Linked DNA regions of Homo sapiens: region 1 is linked to region 2. The links are chromatin loops, found by intact Hi-C in ENCODE. Cell type or tissue: Calu3. All regions are shown on one strand. Each heading gives the region's core, and the rest is flanking DNA. Links, peaks and the distances in the headings are about the cores only. Region 1 has its middle 16 kb from the start of KIRREL3-AS3. Region 2 has its middle 75 kb from the start of LINC02712.

Region 1 (11,887 bases), core at 1,280-9,279, 330 kb before region 2:
AAATTTATTTGGTTTCAAACCCAATGAATCAGATACATTGTCATCCACTGGGTCCTTATCTACTATCCCCCTCCCCATCTTCCAAAACATAAGCAATAAAATTATGCAGGAGAGCTGTTATTTTTGTATCGGAGAAGGAGATTCCTAAATGTACAAGACTTTTTGATGCAGTTGTAGGAACAATCAAGTCTTTGGTGATGATTCACTCAGTCCTGGGAGAACACAAGAAAATCACTACTCAGGGCTTCTCTGGAAACCAGCATAGGGTATGTGCTTATGGAGCCAGTTTAAAAATTTGGAATGATTCTCATCATGTGGAAGGGTTTAACGCAAGTCTGGAGCAAAAGCCTCGGTGGCCATGTCAGTCTGATTCCTGGCATAAAATAAGGTGTGCTCAGATGAGATTCTGAATAACATTTCATAAGGTGACTCTTTATAGAGGTGTGGGCGGGGTTAGAGTGGGTGTTGAGGCACTCAGGGACGAGGAACAATAGTAAGCCCTGGAGTAGTGAGGGAGGAACGAGTGTTATTGGAGCCTGTTGAGACTGTGGCCATTGGGGAAGGGCCACCTGTCAGGAGCTATAGTCCTAGAGGGACAGGATGCAGCCAATGGCATAACTCTGCACTGAAGCAGGAAGGGAGCAGCGGGAGAAATACTCCTGCCTCCCCCTCCTCCTGTATTCCCATCTCACTTTGTGACTGATGGCTGAGCGAATTCCACAGGATCAGCACCTCAGGGCACAGAGCAAAGTGGAGAAGGTCAGATAATGAATTTCAGTGGTGGTAGTGATGGTGTGATGGTGGGTGTGGATACAGAGAATAGCCATCATTTCAGCCTAATAGAGATTCAGACTACAGATGAAAACAGTTCAGGAAAGGAAACCTTGGCAGAATTTCATTAGGCTCAGGATTAAATCAAAAGGGCAAAGAAAGTGTTGTCCATGTCACCCTCATGTCCTTAGGGCTTGAAGGGTGGAGAGTAAAGTACCAGTCACTGAACCTGGAGAGTCTTGCTCTTTTGGGTGTTGACACCATCATAGACTCCATGGGCTGGGAGAGAAACCCACGTGGGGTTCATCCCCCTGCCTCTAGGAGGGCATTGATAGACTATTCCAGGGAGATGGGAGGTCTGTCTTTTCATTCACACCATGTTATGAGCTGTGAGTTTTGATTCATTATTCACCATGCAAGCAAAGTGAAAAAAATCATTTAAATTATAAACACTTGGAAATTTACTATGGGACACACAAAATTTTAGACTTTGTCCTGGATATAAACAAGATATGCTCTTTGCTTTTCTGAAGCTTATATTCTGCTGAATGAGACAGATACATGCAAAGCAAATTATAATTTAAACTGAGATGTGATTAGTGTTGTAATGCAGATAAATACAGTATATTATGGGAGAATAAAAAAGTGGAAGGTTACTCTTTATGGTGAATATTAAGGAAAGCAGAGTGATATTTCAGTTGGGTCTTAAAGAAGTGGGGTCAAGGAGGTGGGCAGAAACAGAAAGATGAAGAGGTACAGCTCATGTGTGGGAGATGTGGATGGCCCTGGAATGGCTGGGGTACAGACTGAGTGACTGGGGGTGAGAAATGGACTGGAAAAGTCTACTGGGGTTGGACCATAAAATACTGACTATCAACACTAAGGTATTTGGGACTGAGATTGCGGTTGCCCATTCAATATTCATTCCCAGCTTCATCCTTACTAACAGAACACCATCCATGTTCTTTCAGAGTGGCCTCATGTTCATTTAAAATGTTGAACTTCCCCAGCTACCCTTGCAGGTAGGTATAGGAGCATGATGTGACCCAGTTCTTACCTACAAGCTGTATGCAGGCATCTACTAGGTAAGGTTTCTGGGAAAGCTGTAGTATGACTGATAAAAAGGGACTCAGATAGCCCATGGCTTTTGTTCTTTTTTCCTCTTTCCATCTTCCTATCCAGAATGCAAAACCAAGGCCTGGAGGCAGAACAGACATCCTGTGACCTTGAAGCAAAGGTTCACAATTGGGAGGGCAGGAAAGGAATGAGAAAGAACCTGGTTCCTGATGACTTCCTATAACAGCAGTATCCATCCCAAAAGGCCTACCTTTGGACTTCTTAGGTGAGAAAAATAAGGCCCGATTTTTCCAGCCTCTGTGGTCATATTTCTGCTATATGAAGCTGCATATACTAGCTCAGTGCTTGAGTGCTTGAGTTTATGGTATAGGATATGTGGAACCACTGAAGCCTAAGAAGTAATAGCACAGACATGGGGTCAGGGGCCTTAACCTGTAGTCCAGCTCTATCCCTAGACATAATAAGTAAAGACCTGGTGTTAGGTGATCTGGCTGCTTTGAGCTCAGCTCTATCCCAGGATAGCCAGGTAACTCAAGGTGATTCACTTAGCTTCTCTGGGAATTGCATCCTCAATTAGAAAATACGGATTTTCTTAGAAATTCTCTGAAGGATCATCCAGCTCCATGGTTTCCTGACTGGGGCAACATATTAGGAAGATGGCAAGTGGAAATGTGGAGGCTGCCTGCAGAGATGAGAGCTCAGAGCAGGAAAGCCAGTGATGTAGTTATTATGCTTGGATAGGTAGAAGGTGGTAAGATCGCGAATCAGGGGCATAGAAATGCAGACAAAGGTGTTGGTTGTGAAATCACTGGGTCTCCCAGATTGATTGGGTGGGGGCTGTGCTGTGTGGAGAAGTTGTGGCTGACTGACCCAAAAAGTGAATAAAATACAAAGAATATAAAATGACTGGGTCTTCTTCAATATTACAAAGGTATTGAATAGATTTTTGGAGATGTAGAAATTGTGCATGGCTTTATTTATCACTCTTAGGAAGCCATAGACATAGAAGCCAATGACAATAAAAATAACTTCATGTTAACACTTCTCCCCTGAAGAACTCCAAGCATGTTTATATAATTGTTGCAAGTTTATCATTGCAATGCCCTTGCACTGTGAAGAAGGGAGGTGTGTGTCATCTCTCCCCATTAGCCTGACGGAGAAACTGCCATCTGAAGAAGCAGGGATCTGCTCAAAGTGTGAAGGTGAGCCAGGGGCAGAGCTGGCACTAGGAATTAAGCCAGCCTCACCCCAGACTGGGTGTTCCTTGAGGCCTGTGAGACATGAGAAAACCTAGGATTTGGGAGCTCTGTCCCCCAACACATTAATAGTTCCAGAGTGCATGCTCTAATAAAGAATATCTTTATCTCTTTTTATGTCACTTGACACGTTATGTTTCTCTCTGGAGTCAGATCTGGAGGTGCTAGGGCATGAATGTCTTATTCAAAGCATCAGAGTTTATATGGAAAACAGGAGCAAAGGTGCCCTGCCTCAGTTTCCCACACTGATGAGGCGTTGCGAGGCCACTGTGACCCCTGAAGGTGTTTTCTTCTTAGCTTGCTCTTTCAGTTTGCTTACCTGCCAACTTTGCCTATTATGAGACTTCAGGTCTCTATTCCTATTTTTTTTTTAACCTACATTTCAATTTGGTCCAATCTCAGACACAATTCTTTCCCAGATCTCTCTTACAAACAATGGTGCATAACTGGTATATTTTGATCCCAAAATGGCATCCGAAAGCGTTCTGCAATGCCGCCAAGCCAGCACTTTCGGAAGCATCTGACGATATTAATTTCAGTCTATTTCCTGAGGTTTGCAGGAAACTAAAATGAAGAAAGCGCTGTGGCCAAAAATTAAAGCTTCATGGAAAAAAAAAAGGAAGATTGACAGGAAACGAGGCTTCAATAGGACAGCTTGCACTGAGTAGTGCTGTCCTCCTTCCTGCATATCAACATATGCATAGGGAAAAATAGCTCTCTCTCCTACTTGCAGCATGGAGATTGGGAAGGGGCCTTGCCTACACGCTGTAGGTATGTAACAACTGGGGTAAGTATACACAAGAGACTGAAGCTCGGGTCCTTTAGACGGGCTTGAAAATTATCCCTGGTGGCCAGACTTTTTCAGAAGAACAAAGATGCATTCAATGTTTGTCCAATTTTTAAAAATCTAAGCAGACAATACGATCAGTTTTTTGCTAAAATCCACAATTTTGTGGTACTGGGTTTTTCCACCTTCCTTGTTTTTTATACATTTGAATCTGATGTTTCAAATTCAGGCCTTTTGGGAAAGAAATTCCTTTAAATCTTCCATGTGCAATGATAACTCGAAGCAAATTCTACCCCCAAACACACTGTCTTTCCTTTCAGAATAACTTTCTTTGTCTGGTTTTCTTTTATTCTGATGATCCATGTCCCGGTTTTCTTGACAGTTTCTTGCATGGCCTGAGCCTTCCCTCGCTGGGCTCCTGCGAGGGTCTCTTCCTGTTTCTCACCAGTAGGTGGACGTAGTCCTGCTCAGCACTGCAAGATTTCCAACATTTTTACTGATAGGCCCTGCACAGTCTTAGGAATCGCCAGGAAGAATGAACAAGTGAGTCATCGGTCAGTCACCCCAAAGCGTGTGAAGATAGGAGGTGGGGAGGGACAAGTGCTGTATCTTTCAAAGAAAAAAATACTTTAGCTGCTTACCTCCACTGTGACATGCATTTTTGAAAGTAGAGCCTAGTCCCTCCTGTCTTCCGCAGCTGTCTTTGCGTATTGAGATGACACCTGCAAGAAGGAGATGGCAACACCTGGAGGTATGCGTGGGTCTGCAAATTTGTGGCTACGACAGGACACCTGGGATTTTAGGGAAACACTAAGGAGTCATTGTGGATCATGCAAGGGGCATTGGACCCTACCAGGCTGGACTTTCAGAGGGGCAGGTGAGTTCCTAAAGCAATTTAGTCAGGGAATGAGGGAAGAGAGAAATGTGGAAGGTGCCCAGGCTGGGCCGAACTGAGACATGACACAGCCCTGAGCTCTTCTCCGCCCCACTGTTTTATAGTCCAACTGAGACTTTCCCTTCTTTCTTTTCTTTTCAAATCTATAAGCGCAAGACATGCCCCAATGCCACCATGGATAGTGTTAAGTCTATTATGATTTGTTGTTATTGAGATGAGGTGAGAGATGGGGTGGTGAGAAAACAGTTCTACCTCACTCCTTGCTGTAAATTTTAATAAAGATGGGGAATTAAATTCAGCACACGCTCATGCCTGCAGTGGTTTTTTTTTTCTTTTTCTTTTTTTGTGAGACGGAGTCTCGCTCTGTCACTCAGACTGCATTCTCCTGCCTAAGCCTCCCAAGTAGCTGGGATTATAGGCACCCACCACCACACCTGGCTAATTTTTGTATTTTTAGTAGAGACACGGTTTCACTATGTTGGCCAGGCTGGTCTTGAACTCCTAACCTCAAGTGATCCACCCACCTTGGCCTCCCCAAGTGCTAGGATTACAGGTGTGAGCCACAGCACCTGGCCACAGTGGCCCTTTTAAGGACACAATATGTTATCTCTTCCAAATATTCCAATACCCATATGGGGTCTCTGACTATTATGATCCCCACAAAATGGATGAAAAACAGTGGCTGGGAGAGGGAGTGGTTTGTCCAGGGCCCAGGGTAATGGAGTAGGGAGTGGCCACTAGAGTGAATTCTTGAGAAAGTGCATGGTTAATTGTAAATCACTCTGCAAACTTTGCTTGTTCTTGTTCTTCTCAGACCAGAAGCCAGGATGAGTGGTAAGAAATAACAATGGCAATTGGGCCCGCTGAGTGAGTAATAGGGTTAGAACAAGACTTTGGAAAAGTCACCTGGATCCCTACAGCCTTTGTTCCTCTATGATGTGGGCCCAGATTGTGTCACGGTGGTAATCTGGATCCTGGCACTGCCTTGGAAAGGCTTGGTGATGTGCCAGACACAAGACAAGGGCACGGGCGGCCCCCAGCAGTGTTTTCAGCAGGAAGGAGGGAGTGGACGAGTGGCTGCATTGAGGAGTGGATATTTTGGAAGGGGAGATTTCCTCTGGGACTTCTGAATCTTTAAAACTCTAACGAGTTAGACGAAGGTGTACCTGGTCCTGTGGCCCCCGTCCCACCTTCCTGCTCAAGCTCTGAGACATTTAGTCCTGGCTTGATGGTTATTGGCACAGATGTTAAAAGGCCATTAATGGGGAACATGGAAAGCTTTTTCTGAGCTAAAAGGTAAATGTGGGTTTGGCCTATTGATCTGAGCACAATAAACAGTTTTCATAATTTGAATGCCTATGTTGTCAGACACACAAAGGCATTTGCTCAATCACAAATACAGTAAACACAATTTGCCAGTGTGTGAGTGGCAGGCATGAGCCAGAGAGAGGAGACGGGGGTGAAAATGTAGGCTGAGCATTTGGAGAAGTAGCTCTCAAGATTCTGAACACCTTGTGACTATAGTTAATAACGTTGCATTGTATACTTAAAAATTGCCAAGAGAATTGATGTTAAGCGTTCTCACCACAAAAATGATAATATGTGAGATAAGTAATGCATATGTTAATTAGCTTAATTCAGTCATTCCACAATGGAAACATATTTCAAAACATCCTGTTTTACACCTTAGATACAATTTTTGTCAATTAAAAAAACAAATAAAAATTTAAAAAAAGAAGAGTCCAATTATTCTGCATATTTTGATTGGTTCTAAAGAAACTGGAATTTTTATAGAAGTATCATGAGAAAGAAAAGACAAAGTCTCAATGGAAAATGAACTTTCCAAAAAATATAAAGAGAATATAGTCATCTTATGCTTGTATGTATATTTATTGTCATATAAGTAAATGTACACTTTAGAAAAGTTTAAAATCCAAAAAATTCTCTAAGAAAATAACTGAAAATAAGATAACTACCTGCAGTATTGATGTATCCTAATATTTTCCTATGCAAAATTTTCAACATGGCTGAGGTCAAAGAAAAATTAGTTTGCTTTCTATCATGAATATTTACCCATACCACTAAATATTCTTCCACGTGGGGAAAAAAGAGATTCACCTGATCAAAAAGCTGGTGCTTTACAACCTGCTTTTCCAGAGCATATTTGGGCCATCCTGTCTTTTGGTTTGACCAACAATTCAGAATCATGGCTTCCATAAATGGCTTTGATATTGTTTTCTCTCATCAGCGAGCCTAGGGGACCTTGCTCATTTGAACAGATTGGTCTTGGTTTCAGATGCTCTGGGAATTTGCATTTGTGAACCTTCCTTGGCATGTTCCTAATGGAATCTGGGGGCAGAATGGAAGCCTGGGATGGCAGGTGTCCCTGGCTGACTGTGATTGGATTGTCCAGGCTTCGTGATCCCCCTCTATGAACTGTTCCTATTTGGGACCCAGGGAAAATCATTTTAAAAGCTGAAACGTTTTGAAGTAACAAATGACTGCTTTTTTTCTCTTCTCATTTCAGGCATGCTGAGTTTTAGTTTAGAGTGGTTGCACGGGGGCCTCTTCATCATGAATCTGGAAACCCTCTATCATTAAGGATTAGTTCACAGATTTCCTGAAAGTAAAAGAAAAATGGAAAAGGTAAAAACTTGATGTTTTCCAAATGCTTGACCTTTGGAGCATACCCTAGTGCTGCACTTTCTACGCAGACGATCTCCACAGAATTTTCTCCTTCCTTACTTTATGTCACTCCTTAATGCCATTCTCTGACTTCCTAATTCTCAGTCCATTCACACCCATCCACTGATTCACAATACCGATGTCAGCTCCGAACTTCCATTCTTTTTCTTTTTTGTCCTCACATGTCCCTGTTAGAAAATAGGAAGACACCAGCCACCACCTTGCACAGACTCTGGGATCTAAGACCACACAATGAAAGGGAGAAATCAGTGGCTGAAGGAGTCACTTCATGACTGGGGAGTACAAATGATCTAGACCTGCACCGCCTGATGCTGTAGTTACTACCCACATGTGGCTATTTAAGTTGAAATTAATTGAAATTAAATAAAATAAAAAATACAATTCCTCAGTCACAGTGGTCAAGTGTCAAGTGCTTAATAGCTGAATGTAGCTAATGGCAACTGTATTAGACAGTGCAGATTTCATAAACCATTTTATAGGCCGTGTATATCAGCACAGAAAGTGCTACAAGACAGTGCTGATGTGTCTCTTTACATAATCAGGTTTAAGCTGGCACTGTCTAGGGTAATGGCTGAAAATCAGGGTTTGTTCCTTCGGGACGACAGTTGGAGAAATGGTCAACCCTTGGTTTCATAATAATAATGCCTTTGAAGGGAGTAAGCCAGAGATAACTTCTTCACAAAATTAATGGTGTTTGTATCTAGGTCTCCAAGCCCCAATGAAGGAATTTAAGATTAAGAAACTTAAGTCTATTTGGAAACAAATGAACAGGCAACCATCTACCATGACTGCTATGAAAACTGAACTGTGTCTCCCTAAACAGTCCTATGTTAAAGCCCTAACCCCCAGTGTGGCTGGATTTGGAGAAAGGGCCAATGAGAAGGTCATAAAAGTTACACGACATCATAATGGTGTAACCTTGACCCAATAGGACTGGTGCTCTTAGAAGAGGAAGACACCAGAGCTGTCCCTCTCTCGGCTTGCACTAAGGAGGAGGTCACGTGAGCACACAGTGAGAAGGCGGAGGACCATCTGCAAGCAGGAAGAGAGCCCTCGCTAGAACCCCCCACGGTGGCATCTGATAGTGGACTTCTAGCTTCCAGAACTGTGAGAAAATACATTTCTGTTGCTTAAGTCACCCAGTTTGTGGCATTTTGTCATGGCAGTCTGAGCAGACTAATACGATGAACTTGCATTTGGGTTGCTGCTACTCATAATGGCTGGCATTTGTATAGCACTTTGCAAGGTGATTTTATATCTCTGATTTACTTCTCACAAAACCTCTTGAGGCTGGTATTAATGTTGTGATTTTACAGATGAGGAAAAAGCCTCCTAAGAGCTCTCTGATAATCAGTGATCAAACTGAGATTGGAAATCGGGGCTTCTGAGCCCTACTCCTGTGCTGTAACCACTCTGCAAAATTGTTTTACAGATCTCCCGTGGTTGCCCGATACAGACTGTACCTGGGCAATGCTGAACATGAGAGTGAATCCATGGCTGCTCACACATTTGAATCCGCTCAATAGAATAATCAAAAGTTCAGGAACATGGAAATCAATATCACACAGTTAATAAGGGGTCTTTTCCAGAATATCAAAATTATTTGTGTACAAATGCATATTTAAATGCAAGTGTGTAATTGACAAAAAACATGAACAAGAAATCTACAGATGAGGAAGTTCAAATGCTAATAATTGTTTTTAAATGTGCAAACTTCTTAGTCAAAAAGAAAGAGGGGTCATTTTTACAATTATCTAATTAGGAAAAAAATTTAAAATCTTGTAATATCAAGCATTGAGGAGGAAGTGTCATAAATTAATTCAGCCTGTTTGGAGAATAGTTTGTCCATATCTAGTAAAGCTGTAGATGGGTACACCCTACATTCCAGGAGTTGACTTCTAGATGTATATTCTAGAGAAAAATCTGTTTGTGTACACAAACAGATATGATCAAAGATATTCATTGCAGTCTTCTTAGTAATCACAAAAAAATTGGAAGCAAGCTAAATGTCTGTCAATAAGGTAATGGGTGAAGTATAGTCCATTCATATAAAGAAACATTCTCTAGAATTTAAAGTTAACGGACTTAACTCCATCAATATAGATACATCTCAAAAACGTGTTGAGTGAAAAGGGCAAGTTACAAAACAGTTATGTGTTCTTAAAAATTATTTAGGAACCAATTGATATTATATATTGTTTGTAAATACCTAAGTAGTAAAAATATAAACATGGATATAAAGAAAATCCACCTTCAAGGTAATGATTACCTTTGACGAGGGAGAAAAAGAAATGATAAAAGGGAAGTTCTTATCTGACTTTTTACTTCAGACTTTTTTCTAAAGCAAATGGGAACAAAGAATTAACGTGTTAAATCTGAGTGTCATGTGGGTATATGCTAAATTATTCTCTATACTTTCATGTATATATACATTTTTTATAATTTAAAATCTCAAAATATTTTGGAAGATCAGTATTCTCCTGACCATTCGCTGTCAGCACTCACAGCCCCTGTCCAGGTATTTATATTCTCCAGAGCAAACAAGGGCAGGTATTCATATTCTCCAGAGGGCCAAAAGAGGCACTCAGAGAAAATGCCTTCTGAAGGGGCCCCAGTAAGTCAAACGTAGATTGGAGTGTGGCAGCCTAGCCAGGAGCAGGCACCATGCCCACACTGTGCTAAACACAGATGCTGTATGGGGCCTGAGACCCTAACTTACAATAGTGGGGAAGAGTCAGGAACAACTTCCCTTGGCTCTGCCTGTCTTCACCCTAGATTAGAAGTCACCACCTGCCTTATGACTTGGCTCTAACACTCACATAACAGCTTAAGAAATCAAAAACTTAAAACTATTTCTTAAAAGCAATTAATGTGAGACTTAGGCAATTTTTTTCTTGGGTCTACATAAAGCTTAGCTTTGCTAAAAGTGGTTTGTTTGTTTTGCAGGGATAACAAAAATAAAAAATATAATTAGTGTTTCATGAGTCACCCAGCTGACATGCACCTCTTCCTTTTAAAAGCAAGCTATTGAGACACCTTCACCATTCAACACCTTCCCTTTCCCTGCTGCCTCCCTTTTCCCCTCCGAATTCAAGGTTCTCCTAGACTTGCAGAAACTTTGTGTGATATGTTCAACGTTTACATCACCTTCCTAAAACATGTGTTTTCTAGATTCTTCTTGGACATCAGCTGACTTAACCATTGAGGAAATAAATGAACATCTATTGAGCACCTGTTATGTGCTGATGCTTGCTCACTACTTGTTTCATTTGGCTTTACTGGATTCTTATGACAATTCTTTAAAATGTGTGTAATCATTAATATTACCTTCATTGCAGAACTAAGAAAACTGACTCAGAATGAGTAAGTAACTTGTCTGCGTTTACAAAGCTAATAACTCTACTAGGTGTAGTCAGGATTTAAAAGCCACACTGGGACTCAAAGTCCTGGGTTCTGATTCTGAATCTGTGACTCATGAATGTGACCGTGTGGATCACTTACCTGTCAGAGCTTTAGTTTTCTCATTCCTGAAATGAAGGCAGAGGACTAGATGATATCCAAGTTTCTTCCTAATTTTATGATATTTTCTGTGGCAATTGTATTATACAAAAAGGACAGAAGAGACCACTTATTTTACCATCTATATTTCTTTTCCTGCTCTCTGTGGACAACACTTCAAGGAATGAGTTTACCAACTGAAAAAAGATCAGTGAGCCAAAAGTGTCCTGCTCAACCAAATGTTCCATTAAGCCATGATTTCTCTGGGCAGGACTCATATCCGGCTCTTTGTTCTGTGAAATACTGATACATCTGGCAATCAACCTGTGTTATTACAGTTACTGAGTGTCTAGTAAGCACAAAGAATTAGAAGCTGAAAGAGACCCTGTGCACATTAAAAACTTGAAAAGCAATGCCTTGAACTGCATCCACTTGCATTACTTTGAAATCCTCTTAATTTGGAGATAAAGGGACTTGCTTGCTATTCATAGCATGGGGGTGTCACTGTTTTTCTTTTGCCCTATTTGTCCACAGTGTCAAGTTCATATCAGGTACCTGGAGCTCGATAATTCAGGACCAGGGGCAAATAAACTTTGGATATGAAAGGACAGATGTCTATTTACTCCAGTGGTAACTCTGGTTTTAGTTAGACTAAAAGGGTTGAACTTGAGCTGGGTCTCAAAAGAGAGGTACAATTTGGAGATTGTCTCAGAAGGCGGGGTGTGTGTGTGTGTGTGTGTGTGTGTGTGTGTGTGTGTGTAAGAGGGGTAGCAAATCAAAACCCAGGTGGATCTTGACAAAGGCCTGATAGTTGCAGAAATGAGACTCTCATGAATGAAGGAAAATAAAATAGAATAGAGGACACAGAGGGTCTCATATGAGGAATGATGTTAAATT
Region 2 (11,887 bases), core at 1,366-9,365:
TGGCCTCCAGTCTCTTCTTTAGTATAGAATTTTAGAGCTAAATGTTACCTTATGGATTTTTCTAGATGCTTGACACTAAAAATGTAATTGGAGGAGCAGCAACATTGCTGTAACAGCGGAGCTCGCTAGGAATGTAGAATCCCCACCCCAGACATTCCGAATCTGACCCTGCCTTTTTAATAAGATCCTCAAATGACTCATAAGTGCATTAAAGTTTGAGAGGCATTGCTCTAGATGAAACCCCTTATTATATAGATTAGGAAACTGTGGGCCTGATCTGGGGCATTATTAGCTCTCATTAAAACAATCACAAAACAGAGCCTACTCTTCTTCTTTCTCTGGCCATACTGCTCTTCCCCATATGACACTGCCCCTCTTGAACCTTAAATTCAGTGTTAATTGTGTATATGTGATCACTAGTAAAAAAGCAACTGGCCCCCCATTCGCATAAACAGATACTGTGTCTGAGTTTCTGTGATTTCTAATATTATTGCAAAAACAACTAGCACAGTGTCTGTGTATGTACTGGGTGCACAATGGATACTATAATAATATTAGTATTGTTAGTACTGACAGTTATTAGTGTTATGTGCATGGTAAAAGCAAGAGAAAATGGTGAAAGCTTTTCAGGCAAGGTATCTTGTCCTCTTATCCACCCAAGTAGCTTCAAGACCAGACCAGGAAATGATGGAAGGAAGTGGCTATGGTGGGACCTGGGTTTATTTTCACTTAGTTTCCTGCCAGAGGCTAGGAGGTGATCTGCCAGTGACTCAGAGCAGCTCATTACCATGAGGATTATTTTTACCTGCTTCCATGGCACTGATAAAGTAAAAAGATGAGGAGTCATTTAGAGACACCACCAACGTCTTTTGTGCTTTTGGGTAGAACCTCTAGTCTTCTGCTAATTGCAGGTACAGTCACTCTGGATAAATGGAAAACAACTCACTCCTGGCCAGCAATCTGTCTTCTCATTTTTCCCCCCATCCTTCTACCCTATCCTTCTTTTTCTACCTTCAATATTTATTGAGCACTTACCATATGCTAGGCTCCACAATAAACGGAAACTAGGCTCACACAAAAATGTATAATGCTTGGCTTCTGCCCTCAGAAAGATCTTATTGTAGCAAGAGGAGCAGACACTTCTGTAGAAGTGCCATGAGATGAGAGCTATGGGTGAATATGAACAAACACCATGAGAGAATAAGAGAACGTCTGATGAAGAATAAAACTAAGTGAGCACCTATAATAGCTGCAGGTTGTGATAATACATTACATATCTGTGTTACTGAGTTTTTCAAGGGGTAGGTGGTAGGAAAGTCTCCTTCGAGGTAGTAATATTTGAGTTAAGCCTTGCCGATCAAGTAGCGTTTCACCAGCTGGCAGAATGAAGAAGCGTCCTTGTTAGTAGAAGGACTAACGTAAGCAAAGATGGGACACAATGGAAGTGTGTCCAGAGAATTTAACAAATAGCTTTGTTAAATCATGAGGTATACAGAGGAGAATAGCAGAGGATGGTACTGGAAAGGTACGTGGAGGTTTGATTTTGAATAGACCTGAATGTCCTACTAAATAGTCTGGCCTCTATCTAATCCATTGCCAAATTTTAAGTAGTACAGTCACATAAAAAATGTATTTGAGTTTTAGACATATATCTCTGGCATTTTGGTTGTGAGAAAAGTTGGAGTTAGGAAGAACCAGCTTATAATACTATTAACATAGTTCAGGCAAGAGTTGCAAGCCCTCGTGCCAGCTCAGGTACAGAAGAAACAGATACGTTATGCAAAGATCTCTTCTCATCCCTTCCTTGTGTCTCCCTGGGAAGGGCAGAGAATGAACTGCTTAGCCTAAGATCAACATCTGGGGTTCACACAAGTCACCTGTGGTAGAGTCTCCTTTGTTCACACATATTTAAATACAAGAAAAGCTGTAAAGAAAAGGAAATTATGTATACACTTAGTTATACTTGGAAGTTAATCACCAATTGCAACCTTGGTACTTTTAACTACTTGGATTATAGTCAGAAACAATTTGCATGTTTTACCAAATCCCCTCACCTAGATTCCTACGTCAGAACAGCACCAAGATGCTCAGCACTTGTCAATACTCTTTCCAGCTGGCAGGTGAGATAGAACTTGGCTCAGCCTTTGACAACTGTAATGGCATCTATGGGATTTATTTGCAAGAAGCTGGATGCCTTCTCTCTTAAGATGCTTTCATTTCTGGGCATGGGATGCCACACCCAGGGCCTGGTGCATGTAATGAGTGGCAGAAATGAGCATGTCCATTGTAGAAGATGTTAAAATTACTTACTTTGGGGTCAGTTCTTTTTTGGGGGGAAAGGGGCATACATGATGGGTGACAAGGCAATAGTAGGAATTTGCTATTTGGTAATCCTTCCCTGTGAAGGAGAGAACTAGGACAGTCCTAACTGAGCTGTGTCATGGGTTCCACACACAAACACAGATCACCACCACTCTACTAACTGCACATGGAGCAGTGTTTTACTTCAAAGTGCTGAACCACTGTTACATCTTGTTCTTAAATCACAAGGTTTAAATAGCAGTGCCATGTTTAATTAGGGCCCGAGTAAGACTTCTGCTTTGAGGAAGAACAACCTCTGAAATGGATCCTTTCATCTCTGAAAGGTATGTCATAAAGTAAAAGCCTTATCCATGTGTAATAAGCAAAGGTGGAGTAAATTAGAATTAGAGATCTGAATTCTAGGATTTTGGGAAGAACTCTCTGAAACTATACAGAAGAACTAATTGATTCCTAATAAGAGCTATCTCTCATCCTGGCTAACATGGTGAAACCCCGTTTCTACTAAAAATACAAAAAATTAGCTGGGCGTGGTGGCACGTGCCTGTAGTCCCAGCTACTCGGGAGCCTGAGGCAGGAGAATCACTTGAACCAGGAGGCAGAGGTTGCAGTGAGCTGAGACTGCACCATTGCACTCCAGCCTGGGAGACAGGGTAAGACTCCTTCTGGGAAAAACAAAAAAAAAAAAAGAGAGCTATCTCCAAGTAGAAATCATGCTGGGGATGGTTTAATAAATGCATGTGTTTTATGTCTTAAATACAGTTTTAAAAGTGATCAGAAAGTTAATTTTCTTAAGTAGTGTTAACATACCTCCTTTGAGTGTTTGGGAAGCTGCGGCATAGCAGGTGGGCATGTAGTCTTTGAAAGCAGACAAATGACTTTTCAAATTTTTATTCCTCCATTCATTAGCTCTTTCATCTTGAGCATTTTACTTAGCTGTTCTAAATGCCCATTTCTCATCTTTAACCTGAGAATAATAAAACCCAACCAACAGGAGACTTACAATAATTCCATGAGATAATGTAAGGTGTCTGTCCCACAAGAGTGTGCACAATTCATTTTCTTTGAACTTTTCCCCCACAGAATAAAATGTGCTTCCCTTCAGACACATCAAGTTGATGTCATTTGATCTCTTGTCAGCAGGAATTGTATTTAAATTTTTTAATTTTTAAATTAGCATGCAATCAAATCGAATCTATGAATGTTACCATATTTATAGATTGATATAACCACAGAATGCATAACAGTTACATCTCCGCCAAAACACTCCCTTGTGCTATTACTCTGTAGCCTCCCCATACCCCTAATTCTTGGCAAACACTGATATATCCTATATCTCTACAGGTTTGTCTTCCTGAGACTATCATATACATGGAATTATGCCCTGTATAAACTTTTGAGACTAGCTCCTTTCAGGTCATATAATGCCTGTGAGATTCATCAAAGTTGCATGTGTCAATGGTTTGTTTCTTTCCATTGCTGAATGGTATCTCATTGTATGGATGTGTCACCGTTTGCTTATCTATTCACTCATTAAAAGACACTTGAATTGCTTCCAGATTTGGCAACTATGACTAGAGCTGCTATGAACATTCGATGTACTGGTTTTTGTATGAATACAAGTTATTATATCTCTAAGACAAAATACCCAGGAATAGAATTTCTGGGTCATATGGTAAATATTTGTTTAGCTTTATAAAGCCTGACAAGCTATATGTGTTCTCACTAGCTACATATGCTCTGTGTCCTCACTAGCACCTAACGTTATCAGGATGTTTTATTTTAGCCATTCTAAAAGGCCTAGAGAGGTGTCTCACATGGTTTTAATTTGCATTTTCCTAATGGCTAGTGATATTGATAATCTTTTCCTGTGTTTCTTCATTTATTTATTTATTTATTTTTGAGAAAGAATCTCACTCTTTTGCCCAGGTGGTAGTGCAATAGCGCGATCTCGGCTCACTGCAACCTCTGTCTCCCAGGTTCAAGTGATTCTCCTGCCTCAGCCTCCCCAGTAGCTGGGATTACAGGCACACACCACCATGCCCAGCTAATTTTTGTATTTTTTTTTTTAGTAGAGACGGGGGTTTCACCATGTTGGTCAGGCTGGTCTCGAACTCCTGACCTCGTGATCCGCCTGCCTCGGCCGCCCAGAGTGCTGGGGTTACAGGTGTGAGCCACTGTGCCTGGCCTCTTCATTTATGTTTTAACCATACATGTCCTCTTTTAAGTAAAGGGTCTGTTCAAGGTTGTTTTTTTTTTTTTCATGTTTGTTTTTTGCCTATTTTAAAATTGGGTTGTTTGCTTTTTACTGTTGAAATTGTGTTACCTGTTAATTTGAGAGTTAACCTCTTTATCTTATTAAGTCTTCTAATCCATGAGCACTGTATGTCTCTCCATTTAGTACGTTCTTTTATTTCTTTTATCAGAATTTTATAATGTTCAACCTGGAAATACAGTGTAAGTTATGTTACTTTTATAACTAAGTATTTTGTGTTCTTTTAAAGCTATTGAAGACTTTTCTTTTTGAGTTCTGAAATTTCATTGCCATTATATAGAAATATAATTTGGTTTTGTATGTTGACTTTGTGAAACTCATTTATTCATCCCAAGAGCTCCTTTGTCGTTTTCTTGGGACTTTTCTACATACAGAATTACGTCGTCTGTGAGTAGGGATAGTTTTATTTTTTTCCAGGCGTCTCCTAAAGTGTTATCTGTCCAAGGTTAATGACCACCTCCTGGTTTTATGCTACTGTGTGTCTACACTGAGAGAGAAAGGAGGAAAAATGTGAAATTGTCTGCCAGTTTCTTGGTACTTTAAATTTGTATCTTCTTTTCCAACCCTCCAGCTATTTTTTACCACTAGAGTCCTCAAAGAGATGCTCCATCCTTTCTGCACAGGTTTTACAGCTACATTCAACAGGAGAGACAATGTGAATTGTGCTTACCCATTTTACCTCAAACCAAAACCTAAGATTGATTTGGGACCATTTTTCTCCAGTAGTTAGAGTATATTTGTATTTCTCCATCCATACTCTGTTTTTCATTTCTGACCCTTAAGTTCCTTTTCTGACCTTAGTCCTAGATAGATAGCCAGGGTTGTGAGTATGAGGCATATCAGTGGAACAGAGTAAAACCAAGTGGATATTGAACACTGAGCTTTGGTTTCCTTAGCACTGTGCTCTCAAAAATTGAGTTAAATGAGTCTGGACACAGGACAAGAGAAAACTTTAACTCGGCTTATGTTCAGATTATTTCAAATGAGTGAGTTAATGAACCCCTTAAGCCACAGAAATTATCTGTATCAATTCACAAAACAGGAAATCAATGAACGCTTTCTTTGGCTGGCAAGTGTGGTTGTTGGAAATTCTGTGACATTTGCTTTTTAAAATGTGAGTGTGTGCGTGTGTTGCCAGCGTCGGTGACGGGCTGCAGCGAGAGGTGGCTTGGGGACCCAGTCAATGGAAAGAAAGAAATGGAGGAAAGTGGTGATGGGAGCCCTGGAGAGCTTGTTCTGACGGCTTTTACTGGTTTCATCGGGTTTCGTCTCTTGCTCTGGAGTCATCATGTAAACTTGGGTCTCTGGGAACATCTTTCCTTTCACAGTGATCTGGCTGATGAGGTTAAATCAATCTAATCCCATGAAACTGCCTGGTAGCTTCCTGCTGTTTCAGAATAAACTGTGGAAGAAAAGTCATCCCCGCCTTTAAGTTGCTGTCCTTAGTCGCAATGCATTCGGCGTTTTGGTAGCGACGCAAACACCAGCACATTTCAGGCATCGCTTTAATATTAATAATTCTTCCTATTCTCTCATTTCCACTGCACCCAGAGGCTCTAAGAGCTGGTCTGCAACACCGCCATCTGGTGGCTCCAAAGCTACATGGACGAAAAAACCAAAATCTTGCTGGTTTTTAGTTTTTTGTTGCTGCTGTTGTTGTTGTTTTGCAAGCCATTTCTTCTGCTGCTTTCAGTTGACTTAGGATGAACTTATGGCAGATTTGTGCATCATTTTATGCCTCTGCTCAAGCCATTTTTCTCTTCCTGGGGGCACATGCCCAGAGGCGTCCGAGGTCAAGAAGAAAGAAAACAGAGGGATTTGGAAAGCAGCAAGGGTTTCTGATAAGAAACTCTAAGAATTATAGAGAGAAAATGGTGCTACTGGGATGCATCTGATGTGAACGTAGTTGTATGAAGTTTCCTTGTCTTCTTGGGTAATTTCAGGAGTTTTTAGTCTTTACACAGACAATAGACAACATGTTTGAACTGGGAGATCTTTTTGCATTGACATTTCTGGGTTTTGGAGTCATTGGTAGAGAAAATGACTTCCACACCAAACTTCCCCCTGCTCAGTACCATGCCTTAGCCCCTTCTCCAGACTTAGCCCCTAAAAGTGCTTTGTTGTTTCATGTGTAATGATTTTTCCTTCTAAACAAATCTGGAGAGTTTTACTGTTCCCTGAAATTTTGAGTATTCTAGTTGAAAATGCCAAAATGAACACTAGCTGCTTCAGTAATCCTGATGGGAACATACGTTTGTAAGAAACAGGAATCTGCTGTGTTTTTATTTTACTCCTGTGGGCATCTCATCTTTCTCCCCAAGTTACTCACCTTAGGAATTCCTTTTTCATTTTTTTCCAATTTCTCCTTAATGTGATGTGTGTATATTTTTGTATGTATGTATACATGTGTGGGTGGGGTGTATGTATGTGTGTTATATATTCTCTTTACTAAACTTAAATTCCTGCATAAATAAGAAAAAAAAGAGGCACCTCTGCCTTTCAGGAGTGACTGTTCTTCAAGATTTTTAACTATGCCTCCAGGTTGTGTCCCCACCCCTCAGAATCTTGTCAATTAGAGCATTCACTGCAAGATCTGAAGACGTGGTAGCAAAAGCATCAGCATTGCTGCCTAGCTTTCTCCCCTTCATCATTTGTCCCGCAGTTGTCAACCAAGTTCAACCTATTTGAGAGTTGTCATAAAAGCCAGCTAGAAGCTCAGAAATTAGTGTTAATACAGCAGCCTCTTCACTCTAAGCAATGAAAAGAGACTGGTTATTGGGCAACAGAAAAGATACAGTGAAGATGAAATGGTACCAAATTATCTATATGCTGTATGACCAATCTCTGGACATTTGAGTATCAAAGTGATTTATTATTACACATGAACTTAGAAACATTTAAGGACAGAGACTAAAGCTATTTCATATCCTCCCCCTACCCCCTGCCATCCAAAATCTTAAGAACTTGGAAATTACATACTAGTTCACTCAAAAACATACATAGAGACTTAATGATCAGTTGGAACCCAAGTTCCAACTTTATTATAGTCAAATTCATGAAAAGTCTACAATTATCTGGATCACTGATAATAGTTGTATCAAGAATACAGAAGTAAAAGAAAAATTAAGGTTTCCTGACAATCCAAAATTATGTCACAGATCCCATTTACCAAAACTTACATTTTAGTTCTTCATTCATAGGTGAATTTCTTAAACCCATTGTCAATATACATAAATGACTTAATTTTCATAGAATTATCTCAATAAGTTTGGCCAAAACCACATTAGAGATACAAAGTTTGGCAGTGAAATTCTGGTTTAGGCAAACAAGCTTACAACACTAGGGCATTACAGGTAACAATTTGGGGAAATTTTTTTAAACACACAAAAATAAAATCAAGAAGTCAGCGTTCCAGTGGCCTGGGACATTTTGTATAGGAGTTAGTAGCCTCATCAATCACAATACTTCCAAGTATCGTAGGGTATTATAGCATCGCATAAAACATTAACTGCACCCCAGAATCTAGATTATGCTCTTCGTCCTCTGCTTGAAAGGCAATGAATATGTATGATATATTTTAGGGCTATTTCCACAACAAAATGGTTGAAAATATTAAAGATACATAACAGTGAAACCCTCTGCTTTACAGAAATAAGACATATTACTGATGTATTTCTGGCACCAGAATGGACCTGCTGAAGAATCCCAGTCACTATAAGTGTATAGGCAAAAATGTCTGACAGTAGCATGAATGTTCTTGAAAAATTGAATGTAAGTAGAACTGAAGGTAGGAGAAGAATGTTAATTTCATGGAGATGATTGTTAGTACAGAATTTGGGATAGAAAGGAAGTAATGGGAAGGAAGAGTGAAGAAAGGAGAGAATTAAAAACAAAGTCATATATTCATATACCATATTATTTATTAATTAAACAAATTTTACTGAATATCCCACAACAAAATCAAAAACAAATATTGGTCTCTGAGATAGTTCTAGCATCCAAATTTCTTGGCTAATCTCCTAAGTAAATAGCTTATTTTAAAGAAAATCAAAAGTCAGCGAACAAAAAGTATAAATCCAAAATGTGTGTGGGGGGAGCAATTTAGAACATTTTTAGACCCTTGTAACTCAAATTAGAATCTATGGATCGGTAGCATCAACTTCATTTGGGTGCTTGCTGAAAATGCACTTCCAGGAATTATCAACATGTGACTCGTGCAGTTACATAGGGCCTTATGCTCAGAAGGGCTCTGGGATTGGTTTAATATGTTGTTTTTGCCATCTTGAAATTCTTAATTTTTGAACAAGGGTCCCTGAATATTCACTTTGCACTGGACTCCACACACCATGTAGGCCCTGTGCAGGCTCTTGGGCCCCACATCTGAGCTGCTGAACAAGACTCTGAATTTTGTCTTCAGGTGATCTATCTCCCTGTGCCCTAAAATTTAAGAAACATTATTTTCAACCATAAAGAACAATTTTAATATGTAGTATTTTTTTTCTCTTGTATCACGTGTACCATTCACATGTTTTATTGTTCATTGCTCCTGCTTTAAGTTAGTGGGGGATTCACTTACATAACCTACTATACGAATGACCTTCATTGTTGGTATTTTGTGTAACTGCTGATGAATGTGTGTGTCTTCTTAACAGGTTTCTCCTTCATGAAACAAAGGGTGAGCACCATTTTCAGTTCAAAATGTGGGTAACAGGATGAAGTCAGAAAATCAGTTAAAATTGGAAGAAAAGGAAGAAATAAGAGGAAACTAAAGAAAGAAGGCCAAAGAAGAAGTGGAAAAGCAATATTGAAAGAGTGAGATTGTTAACATTGTTGTATCATAAAGAACTTGTGTTGTCTTTGTCTTGGGTTCTTGGCATGGAGTTTTTAAAATCTTTGGGATTTCCTAAGTGTTAAACATGTCTTTGTTTTTTATGAACATCTCGGATCACACCAGAGTGTAGGATAATGAGGTGATTCATAGCGGGCCCAATGATAGCTTCAGGAAGCGGGCTGGTCAACAGAAAGGACAACCGTGTGATTAGAAGGTTGGCCTTTGAGTCGGCCCAATCTCCAGGGAGAGGGGAGTGACTGGACTTAAAGTTCAATTACATGTCCAGTGGCTTAAGCAGTCATTCCTATGTAATAAAACCCAATAAAAACTCTGGACACTGAAGCTCAAGTGGAGCTTCCTGGTGGTGTGAATATGTTGATGTGACAAGAGGGTGGCAGACCCTGATTTCACAAGAAGGTTCAGAGCTCTGCATTTGAGACCCTCCCAGACTTCACCCTATATATCTATTTATTAAGTTGTTCCTGATTTGCATCTTTTATAATAATAAAAACGTAATAATAAGTCCAGCACTTTTGTAAGTTTTATGAGTTATTCTAGCAAATTATCAAACCTGAAAGGATCTTGGAAACCCTGGAATTTGTAACCAATAGTTCAGAAATGCTGGCGATCTCAAAAATATGGCTGGCATCTGAATTGGTGATAGTCTTATTGAGAATTGTGCTCTTTAGCCTGTGGAGTCTGCATTAACTACAGGTGGTTAGTGCTAGAATTAAATTGTAGTCCCCAGTGGATAGCCAGATAGCTGGTATTAGAGCAAAGGTGAAAAAGTAAATGCAAGATGTTGACCCTGTTTTGTGTCTCCACTGAGGTCAAGTCCCTGGTCACATAGATGCACACTGAACTGCAATAAGTCATTCGAAAGTGATGGCTTTGGGATGACTGATTGCAGTTCAGCATGCATAAGCCAAGCTTGCAATAAGCCAGGCTTGTACTCTGCTTTATACACATAAAGCTGGTGGCCTGTACAGGTCATGAGACTCAGAAAGAAGATGCCTGTTCATTCTCAAAGTAAGCTCCCAAAGCTCCTAAAGACAAGGGGATGGGAGAAGCAAGGGAAGAGAGTGGGAAGTGGGGAAAACATATTGTCTTCTGTAGCTGGGAAGTTCTAGCATCACAAAAATGGGACTAATGATCTACGAACCCTTGCTACCTCAAAATCGGAAGTCCTTAATCTTTTTGGACTGCATAAATGCACTTCATAATAAAAGCTGCAGACTCTTAGTTCAAAAAATTCAGCTACAAATGAAATTTTGCTTATAATTTCATCGGTTCACAGGCCTTCTGAAACCCATTCATGGTTATCTGTTCCAGTGACTCAAGGTAAGAGGCCCTGTGTTATGTAATAGCATGGATTGGTGAATTCAGTGGTGCCTGAATTCGATATGCTAACTGACCTTTGTCATTTAGACTTGGATATATTGCCTAACTTCTCAATTTGTACCTTTCATAATTTTTGTGAAAGTCACATTTGACATAAAAAAGAAATCCAATAAGTGGTAGCTGTTATCATATTCCTGAAAACCCATCTGCTAATAATATGCGTGTGTATTAGTGGATTTATTTTTTCTCTTCCTTTAAAGAAATATATAATAAACAAATATAATATATATGTGCTTAATTGTATAGAGAAGTGCTCACTGTTAAATAAAATAAATAAATTTGTGAAAAAGAAAATGGGGTCAGGTGTAGTGGCTCACACCTGTAGTCCCGGTGCTCTGAGAGGCCAAGGCAGCAGGATCACTTGAAGCTGGGAGTTTGAGATCAGCCTGGGCAACATCGCAAGATTCCATCTCTATAAAAATAAAAATAAAAAAAATTAGCCAGGCATGGTAGTGCATGCCTATAGTCCTAGCTACTTAAGAGGCTGAGGCAGGAGGATCAGTTGAAAGGTTACAGTGAGCCATGATCATGCCAGGAGTTCCAGGTTGCAGTTAGCTATGATCAAGCCAAATCAAAAAAGAAAATAAAAATTCCATGAACTTCCCATCATCCAGAGAAATCCAGTGCAAATTCCATAGTCTGTTTTCAATAAATAATCAGCATTTCATGTGTCGGTAATAGTGGTTTATATCATCATTTAAATATTTGTATAATATTGCATTGATTTAATTCCATTATTTATGAAGCCAAGCTCCTGTTGATATAGGCTTTCAGATTTTAATTATTGTAATTAATGCTGTAAAAAATCCCCCTAATACATACGCTTTTAAAAAGTTGTCTTTCTTTTCCTTAGAAAACATTTCTGTAGGTAAAATTTCTTATTCAAAGAATGTGCACATTTTATACTTTGAAATCTCACCAAATGCACTCTTGAAAAGTTTAATCAAGTTACATTACTAATAACAGGACACAGAAACAAAAGTATGGCTAAATCCTAACAACATAACACACTGTAAATCTTTCCAATCTTTAGCAAAATGCTAGATGGAAAAAAAAAGTCC

What was found. A loop is a pair of places that touch in the nucleus more often than their neighbours do. Peaks named below come from ENCODE experiments on the same cell type or tissue, not always from the same donor. Only the 100,000 strongest peaks of a DNase experiment are listed, where the experiment ranks them.
Region 1: it touches region 2 in a loop (7-fold over the local background); 12 of 110 quality-filtered maps call a loop at or near these places.

Annotation. Positions count from the first base shown.
Region 1 is chr11:127,013,309-127,025,195 of GRCh38, forward strand. No RefSeq gene overlaps it. Among named protein-coding and RNA genes, the nearest start is that of KIRREL3-AS3, 16 kb to the left of the region's middle. In Calu3, for the core only: a CTCF peak has its summit at 4,332 (motif pointing right); a DNase peak (open chromatin) is centred at 4,433.
Region 2 is chr11:127,339,866-127,351,752 of GRCh38, forward strand. No RefSeq gene overlaps it. Among named protein-coding and RNA genes, the nearest start is that of LINC02712, 75 kb to the left of the region's middle. RefSeq lists an enhancer at 441-610. In Calu3, for the core only: no CTCF peak of the experiment used is centred there; a DNase peak (open chromatin) is centred at 6,166.